Regions from separate parts of the Homo sapiens genome. Here region 1 is linked to region 2. The links are chromatin loops, found by intact Hi-C in ENCODE. Cell type or tissue: testis. All regions are shown on one strand. Region 1 overlaps LOC105372981 (a long non-coding RNA gene). Region 2 has its middle 120 kb from the start of CPMER.

The links. Peaks named below come from ENCODE experiments on the same cell type or tissue, not always from the same donor. Only the 100,000 strongest peaks of a DNase experiment are listed, where the experiment ranks them.
Region 1: a loop joins it to region 2, with 5 times the contacts of the local background. A loop is called at or near these places in 1 of 110 quality-filtered maps.

The regions. Positions count from the first base shown.
Region 1 is chr22:27,535,906-27,539,905 of GRCh38, reverse strand. All of the region lies in intron 1 of LOC105372981 (a long non-coding RNA gene), which reads left to right. Among named protein-coding and RNA genes, the nearest start is that of CPMER, 180 kb to the left of the region's middle. In testis, no CTCF peak of the experiment used is centred here; a DNase peak (open chromatin) is centred at 2,235; H3K27ac peaks cover 669 bases.
Region 2 is chr22:27,589,151-27,593,150 of GRCh38, reverse strand. No RefSeq gene overlaps it. Among named protein-coding and RNA genes, the nearest start is that of CPMER, 120 kb to the left of the region's middle. RefSeq lists an enhancer at 1,368-1,867. In testis, no CTCF peak of the experiment used is centred here; DNase peaks (open chromatin) are centred at 370 and 1,890.

The sequences.
Region 1 (4,000 bases), 53 kb after region 2:
CAACCCGAGGAATTGCTGTTTGGGGTGCTTGGACCACACAGTAAACATTCACCAGTGCTTGAAAACTCCTTCTCCTAGAATTCCTGTCCCCAGAGACCTTCCTTCTCTGGAGCCCCAAGTCCCTGCCAACACCCATTCCACCCCCAAGGGACTCTCAGCACCCAGAGATTCCCTGTAGCAAACAGGCTCCCAGGAAACACCAAAGATTCTCTTTTTGGAGTTCTCTGAGGATGACAAACACTCCCGTTTCTCCTGTACCAAATTCCTTTTCTCAGCTCAGGGAGCCTTATCAAGCTGGACCATGTCCCATGTACTGTGAGTGACATGTCACAACCTGGTCTGGGCACAAGAGGCAGGTGAGTATATGATATAGCCTGATGGGCTGCCGCACATGTGAAATGGGTATGTGTTGGGAGAGCGGGATGTGGCTGGCAGGCTGAGTGGAGGGAAGGTTTCCCCTGGCTTTGCCAGAGCTATTTTATTTTATTTTGCCTTGTGTTTTGAGATGGGGTCTCACTATGCTGCCCAGCCTAGTCTCTAACTCCTGGGCTCAAAAAATCCTCCCACCTCAGCCTCCCAAGCAGCTGGGACCATAGGTGTATGGCACCATGCCCAGCTAATCTTCGTATTTTTTTGTAGAGACACAGTTCCACTTTGTTACCCAGGCTGGTCTCGAACTCCTGGGCTTAAGTAATCTTCCTGTTTTGGCCTCCCAAAGTGCTGGGATTACAGGTATGAGCCACGGCACCCAGCCAACTTTGCCCAGAGCTTTGCTCTCCACTTGGAGAGAGCCCAGAAAGGTGGAGAATTCCTACGGTCATCTGGGCAATGGCTACAGCAAAGTCAATGGCAAAGGAAAGTAAAGAACATTCCACGATATATATTTAGGAGGCTGGGAGACGGGAAAAGGAAATCAGGTTAGATTCTCAGAGTTCGCAGCCTAAGCAGGTCTCCAAGGTCCCCGAGAGAGGTTGTGGGATCCAGATGTGGACAGGGAAGGAGGAAGGGGGAGGGGAGGCAGCCCGGGGAGAGGGGGAGGTCTGTTCACAATTAGCCTTGATTTTGTGTGATGACATTCAAATTGTGGGCAAACATGAAAGCAGAGTGGTGAGGACACGTCTGTCCGAGAAGCTGGAGGATTAATCCGACGTGAAGGACGTGGGCCGAGGGCTGGTACCACATGGAAGCGTTTTGTGTGGGTTTTGATGTCCCGCCAGCTGAGGGGCCCTCCACCCCCACCCCTGCTCCCTCACAACTAGCTGACTCTGGGCGAGAGAGGTTAAGTCCCGAACACCAGGAGGTTCTACCTCCTGCGGAACTGCCCTCTGGCCTGCCCAGAACTGAAACCAGCATGGTGGCCCTGGATGTCCCCAGAAAGTCAGGCACTGGGGGGTACCCTGCTGGCTCCAAAGGTGACAGTGGCGGGCGAGTGTCTGTAAGCTATTTTCAATATTTCTGATATTACAAAGGCTGGGATAGCCCACATGCTGGGGGGTTGGCAGGCAACTGCCTTCTCATAAGGCTGTGTCGGGATAGGCCTTGGTTGGGAATCTTGGAATTTTATAGTTGAGGCCATTTGGGAGCCCCAGGGTCACCTAGCAAGGGTTCTGGCTCAGGATGAGCCTTCTCATTGAACTAAATCCAGGAAGAAGCATCATTCTGATGTCTCCTTACAGAGCTGAATGTTGGGACTGGAGAGAAAGATGTGGCCTAAGTTACAACTCCAGGCTCTACCCCTTACCATGTAAGTGCCCCTGACAGGAGCCAACCCTCCCTTAAGCCTCAGTTTCCTTGTCTGTAAAATGGGGAGAATCATCAGTCCTCCCTTGGAGGATAGATGTGAGAACTGGATGCTCTAGTGTTGATAAAACGGTAGCATCTAAGAAGCAAGCCAGTCAGTGGCTGTCACCATTTCCAGCCCTCTTGGAGATGGTGAGCTCTCAAATAGGGCAATTATCATTATCAGTGTTATTATTGACATTGCTGTTTATTGTTATTATGAAAGGGTTTTGTTAAAGACACAGAGTGTTACAACATGTGTCTGTTGCGAAAATTAGGGCAAGGATTCCTTTCCATCAATTCAGGCGGCAGGCTGCGGCTGTCCCCTCCAGACGCTCAGCTGTAGCCCTCCAGCCCCGTTGTTCGTGACCTGGGGCCCCATCACGTGCCGGTGGGCCGACTGCCAGGCATCTAAAGCCGTCTGGAAGCCCAGAGCCCCTTGGATCGGAGTGGAGGAGCGCATTTCACGCAGTCCCTGTGACCCCTGGAGGTCCCTGGGGAGACAGGAAGGAAGGGGCTCTGTTACGGTGGAGGAGGGGTTGGGAGAGGCTCTTTGGAGGAGAGAAGGAGTTGATGAAATTTCAGGATGTACAGAGGTCAGCTTCCAGCCGGCTTGTCTAGCTTAGAGAAAAGTGATCGCCACCCCAAACACGCTTCTTAATGAAGCACAGCCTGTGCTTACAAGCCATTCCCTTCCTGCCTTTTCCCTCTAGGAGGAAATTCTAAATCTTGAACACAAACGGCCAAAGAATTATATTTACATATATTTATATTTTATATTCACACATATCTAGGGAGCTGGGAGCAAGGGAAAAAAAAGACTAAGGTTTATTCTGGACAGCAGTGATGTTTCATAAGAGCAAATGAAGAGAGGTGAATAGTGGTCGAGCTTGCCTTGGTGTTTGAGCTTTAAACACAGAACCAGGTCTGTCCCTCTGAGGAGTAGAATTAAATTGTTCAAAGCAATAAATGGGAAAAGGTCTGCAAGTGTAATATGGATGGGAAGAGTGGGATAGGAAGGTGAACTTTGCATGGTTGTTCATGAGGGTTGGCCCAGCTGGGTCTAGGCATGAGGTCTAAGGGGCTGACTATCCATCTAAGTCAAATGAGGAAGCTTGCCTTGCTCTAGCGTGTTGCAGAAGAGAAAAGCAACAAGATCTGTACCCATGTGGGTAAATCAGAGAAAGATAGGAAGCAGGGAAGCTTGGCCATTCCATGCAGGAGAAGGCCCTGCCACTGGCAAACCTGGCCCAGTCACTGCCCCAAATCTAAGCAACTTGGGGTGACTCCTTCTCAGTGGGAGAGATAAGCTGGGGAAGGGGTTGTTGAGACAGGGCAAGCACACACCTGGAGCAATGTTAAACATGCACCTGTAATCCCAGCACTTTGGGAGGCTGAGGTGGGAGGATCACTTGAGCTCAGGACTTCGAGACCAGCTTGGGCCACATGGCAAAACCCTGTCTCTACAAAAAAAACCCAAAACAAAACAAAAAAATTAGCTGGGCATGGTGATGTGTGCCTGTAGTCCCAGCTACTCGGGAGGCTGAGGGAGGACGACGGCTGGGAATTTAAGGTTGCAGTGAGCCATGATTGTGCCACTGCACTGCAGCCTGGGCAACAGAGTAAGACCCTGTCAAAAAATAATAATAATAGAGTTCACATTCCCTTTCCCAGCAGAAAACATCAGGGACATGGGTGGGTAGTGCCCCTACAGGGCCGCACAGTTGGGCAAAGCTGTCCATTCAGGCCTTACCCCAAGTCCCTGTAGAAAAAGGGAGGCCCAGATACCTGAAGGTGCTGGGAGGTCATTTTTCTAGGAAGGCCCTATAATAAGACAGCCGTCTTCCTTCCCAGTAGGCTCCACACAGAGGACCCTGAGGCCTAGAAGTGACTTGGCCAAGGTCACTTGGCTGCTAGGCAGCAAAGCCAGCACTTGACCCAGGACTTTCTGACTCCAAAGACCAAACCCTTTTTAAAACTTATTTTTATGGAGATATTTTATACAAATAAAATGAAATACATAAGGTAGGCATAAGGGACAAAGCAAAACCAAACAAACAATAGCCTCTCCACCACCGAGCTTGAGAAATGCAATGCTACCCATGCGGCTAAGCCCTGTGGACTCCACCACACTTGCTACCTACCTGTCTCTATTGCCAAGGCTAACCCCTCTTCCGGGTTCAGGGTTGGCTCTTTGTTAGTGACTTATTACGTGTATAAG
Region 2 (4,000 bases):
CACACTAGCCCTTTTGCTTCTCCACAACTGGCCTGCAGATGTGAGGGGGGCCTGAGTGAGGAGATACATGGACCTGGGTTCAAATCCCAGCTCTGCCGCTCCCTAGCTGTTTGGCTTTTGGTAGATATTTTAATTCTCTGGGCCTTGGTTTTCCCACCTGTCCAAAGGGTGTCATGAGAACCATCATCTCTCAGAGTGGCCGTGTGTTTAGGGAAGGCAATGTTGATAAATAACTTGGCACAAAGTGAGACTTAGGAAATGGTGGCTCTTAGAACCAATGACCAGATCACCAGGAGCCATGATGCTGAAAGGTGTCACTACTTCTAAGCTTTGCTGTTCCTGCCTTTTCTGATCAGGCGCCTGCTGTTTCCTCTATGTCCCGGGAACAGCCCACGCTCCAGTTATCTGGAACTATTTATGATCCCAAGTCCAGTATGCCTTTCAGGCCTCCAAGATTTTAACCATGCTGTTCTCACTGCCTGGAATGAGCTTCCCCACCATTTCTCAAGAAAACTCCTACTGTTTCTACAAAATCCAGTCTAGGAGTCACCTTCTCAAGGAGGTTCTTCATGATCATCCTTCAACCCCAAGGCCCACCTACAGGCCCTGCCACATCTATTTGTTTGCCAGTCTCTCTCCATTAATCTTCAGTGGCTTGTGTGTAGTAATTACTCACTCCATCATACCCTTTAATAAGAGGTTAGCCAACGAACCGGCCGGCAGAACCCAGCAAGTTGAAATCTCAAGCCTTCTATTCTTAGGATTGTGCTCTTTTCCTGTCACCAAATTATAGGATGAGTGATAACTGTAAAGGCTGACACCAGCTGCTTCCTGCTGAACCCTGTGCTAAACAGTGCCGTCACCATCTCATTAAATGCCCCCACTGATACCGTGAGGTAGGAACTCTTATTATCCTGTTTTGCAGATAAGCAAGGCAAGGCATGGAGAGATGGAGAGGTGAAGTGGAGGGCCCGGGGTCTCCCAAAGGTGAGGAGCTGTGCCTGATACCTGCTTGACTCCAATGTTTGAGTCTCAGTTGTATCCCGTGGCCAATGAATAGACTGACTTGATGATGAATGGCTGGTGGAATGGCTGGTAGAATGACCACCTGTCAAGTGACAGGTGGAATGAATGAATGAATTAAGCAAAGAACAGAAGATGCAGAAACCCACATCTGGGTTGCTCCACAACAAGTCCCCTCAATGCCACCAACCCCAAGACAGATGCTGTAGTCCCCTCTCCAGCCATGTGGCTCTAGGGGCCCCGGGCAGCCTTGGTTTCCTGGCGAGCCCCATTCATCCCCTGACTCACAGCTCCTTTTGGTTATCTAGATGCTGCTGAATTCTGGGTCAGAGCTACCTGTTGGATGTGGATGCTGGGTCCCTCAGCCCTGGCAGGCACTCTTGCCTGGAGTTGCCAGGACTCCAGCAAGCAGGGAATGACCAGGTATCACTCCAGGGCCCAGTCCTCCTGCAGCTGATGGGCAGAAATTTGTCCACAGTGAGTTAAGACCCTCTTGGCCACTGCTTGTGTGTTCCTCCCACTCTGAGGCTCAGGACAGCTGGGGCAATGAGACAAAAGTAGGGCAATGGCAGCTCCTGCCTGTGGACGGACGCCGGGCATAATTCACACGGGAAAGGTGTCAGGAGCGTATTTTGACTACAGCGTCATGAGCTCCGGGATTCGGGTCTGCAAGTGCCATCCTGACAGATAAATTGGTCAGAATTCAACTGTCTGTGACAAAAGGGCTGATCTCCCCAACTGCTTTCCTCCTGGGACCCTGTGGCCCACAGGAGGGGGAGCTGGAAGTCCTTTGGCTTGCAATCGCCCAGCTTCTGAGAGGTCCAGCCCCTGGGCAGAGCCGGCAAGGGGGCTGGCTGCCTGCCCTGGTGCCTCCCCCAGCTCTGGACGCCCTTGCCAGCACATAGCTCAAGGCCGGTGCAGGCCTTCCTGGTGTGTGCACAAAAGACGGGAGAGCAGGTGGACAAATGGGGTTGTACCGAAAGGCTGTGACACTTGGGGACCTGGATGCTGTCTTGTTGTGTGTCCTTGGAACCTCTTTTTCCTCTCTGGGCCTCAGTCTTTCTTGTTTTAAAATGTGGAAGTTCATTACTTCTCTTTTTCCTTCCCTTCTTCCTTTTCTCTCTCCCATCCTTCCCTCACTCTTCCTTTCCTTTTTCTGCCTCTCTTCCTCCCTCCCTCCTCTTCCCTCTACCTATAGACTTTCATGAAAGCTCCTAAGTGTTATACACTATGCTGGGTGCTAAGAGTTAGGTAAGTCTTAACCCAGGAGGTGGAGCTTGTAGTGAGCCGAGATCGTGCCACTGCACTCCAGCCTGGGTACAGAGCGAGACTCTGTCTCAAAAAAAAAAAAAAAAAAAAAGGGGTAAGTCTTACAAGGGTCCTAGCCCTCAAGGCAGATTTTCCTTCATTCACACATTTATTCATTCAACAAATATTTACTCACCCCTGACCTTGTGCCTGGCTCTGGTAAACAGCAGGGCACTGGGAAGACAGGGCCCTTACCCCCCTGGAGCTCACAGTTCAGTGGGAGACATTAATCAAATCAATCTACCAATGAAGTCATGATTATTAATTGTGTTGAAGAGCTATAAAGTGAAAAAATAAAAAGTCTGGGATACAGAAAAGCAGGGAGTCCTATCTGGAGAGGGAGGTCTTGCAGAGGAGGGTATATACATATTTTTTGAGACGGAGTTTCACTCTTGTTGCCCAGGCTGGAGTGCAATGGCACGATCTCGGCTCACCACAACCTCCGCCTCCTGGGTTCAAGCGATTCTCCTGCCTCAGCCTCCCGAGTAGCTGGGATTACAGGCGTGTGCCACCATGTCCAGCTAATTTTGTATTTTTAGTAGAGACGGGTTTTCTCCATTTTGGTCAGGCTGGTCTCGAACTCCCGACCTCAGGTGATCCGCCCACCTCGGCCTCCCAAAGTGCTGGGATTACAGGCATGAGCCACTGCGCCTGGCTGAGGGTACATTTAAGTTGAATGGAGGTGGGCAAATTGGGGTGAGGAGCATCCCAGTAGAAGATGGGTCATGCCAAGGTCCGTGGTGGGATGGTCAAGACTCCAAAGGGGAGTCATGGTGATTCCAGAATTTCCGGGGGTGAGAGAGGCTCATTGTTTACCTCCTGGGCCACCTCAGTCTGGTCTGGATCTTGGCCCGTCTGAGATTTTACACTTTAGCCATCAGGGCTTCAGTTTTTGCATCTGTACAATGGGTGCACTTCTATTTGGGCGGTCCCTTTCACCTCTATTATTCTTTAGTTGCTGAGTAGAGCTAAAAGTTTCCTGGCACGTTTGACTTAAAGAGTCAGCAGAAGGAGGAGTTTTGACCTAGGTCTCGGCATCACACACGCCCTAGTCTGAATTCTGGCTCTGCTGCTCTAGGGCTGGTTGACCAAGCTACTTTACCCCTCCAAGTCTCAGTTCGTCTGGTCCATGAAAGGGTAGTTTACTAAATGTGAAAGGTCATCCTGAAGATTGAACCAAAGGACACAGCATTTGCCAAGGGGTGGTCTGAATTTCATCAGCAGAAGGAGCAAGACATGAGCAAACTTTCCACTTTCATGTATTTATTCCAGTGTATATTGGACACAAATAGAATGAGCACATTCTACCAGTACTTTCGTGGATGTTCTTGCCTCAGATGACACCGAGATTAAAAAAGTGTCCCCGAAAGTTAAAAAAATGATGGACAAATAGTGGGGGAAGGATTTATTTGAAGGGGCAGAAATGGTGAGAGTGGATGAATGGCCAAAGTGTGTCAGGTTCCAAGGGAGATCATGTGAAGTACTTAGCATCACGCTAAGGGCTCACCATGGCCTCCAGGATGGGTGGCTACAAAACAATGATGATGATGATGATGGTGATGGTGATGATGATGATGGTGATGATGATAGTGATGATGATGATGGTGATGATGATAGTGATGATGATGCTGATAATGATGGTGATGGTGATGGCGATGATGGTGATGGT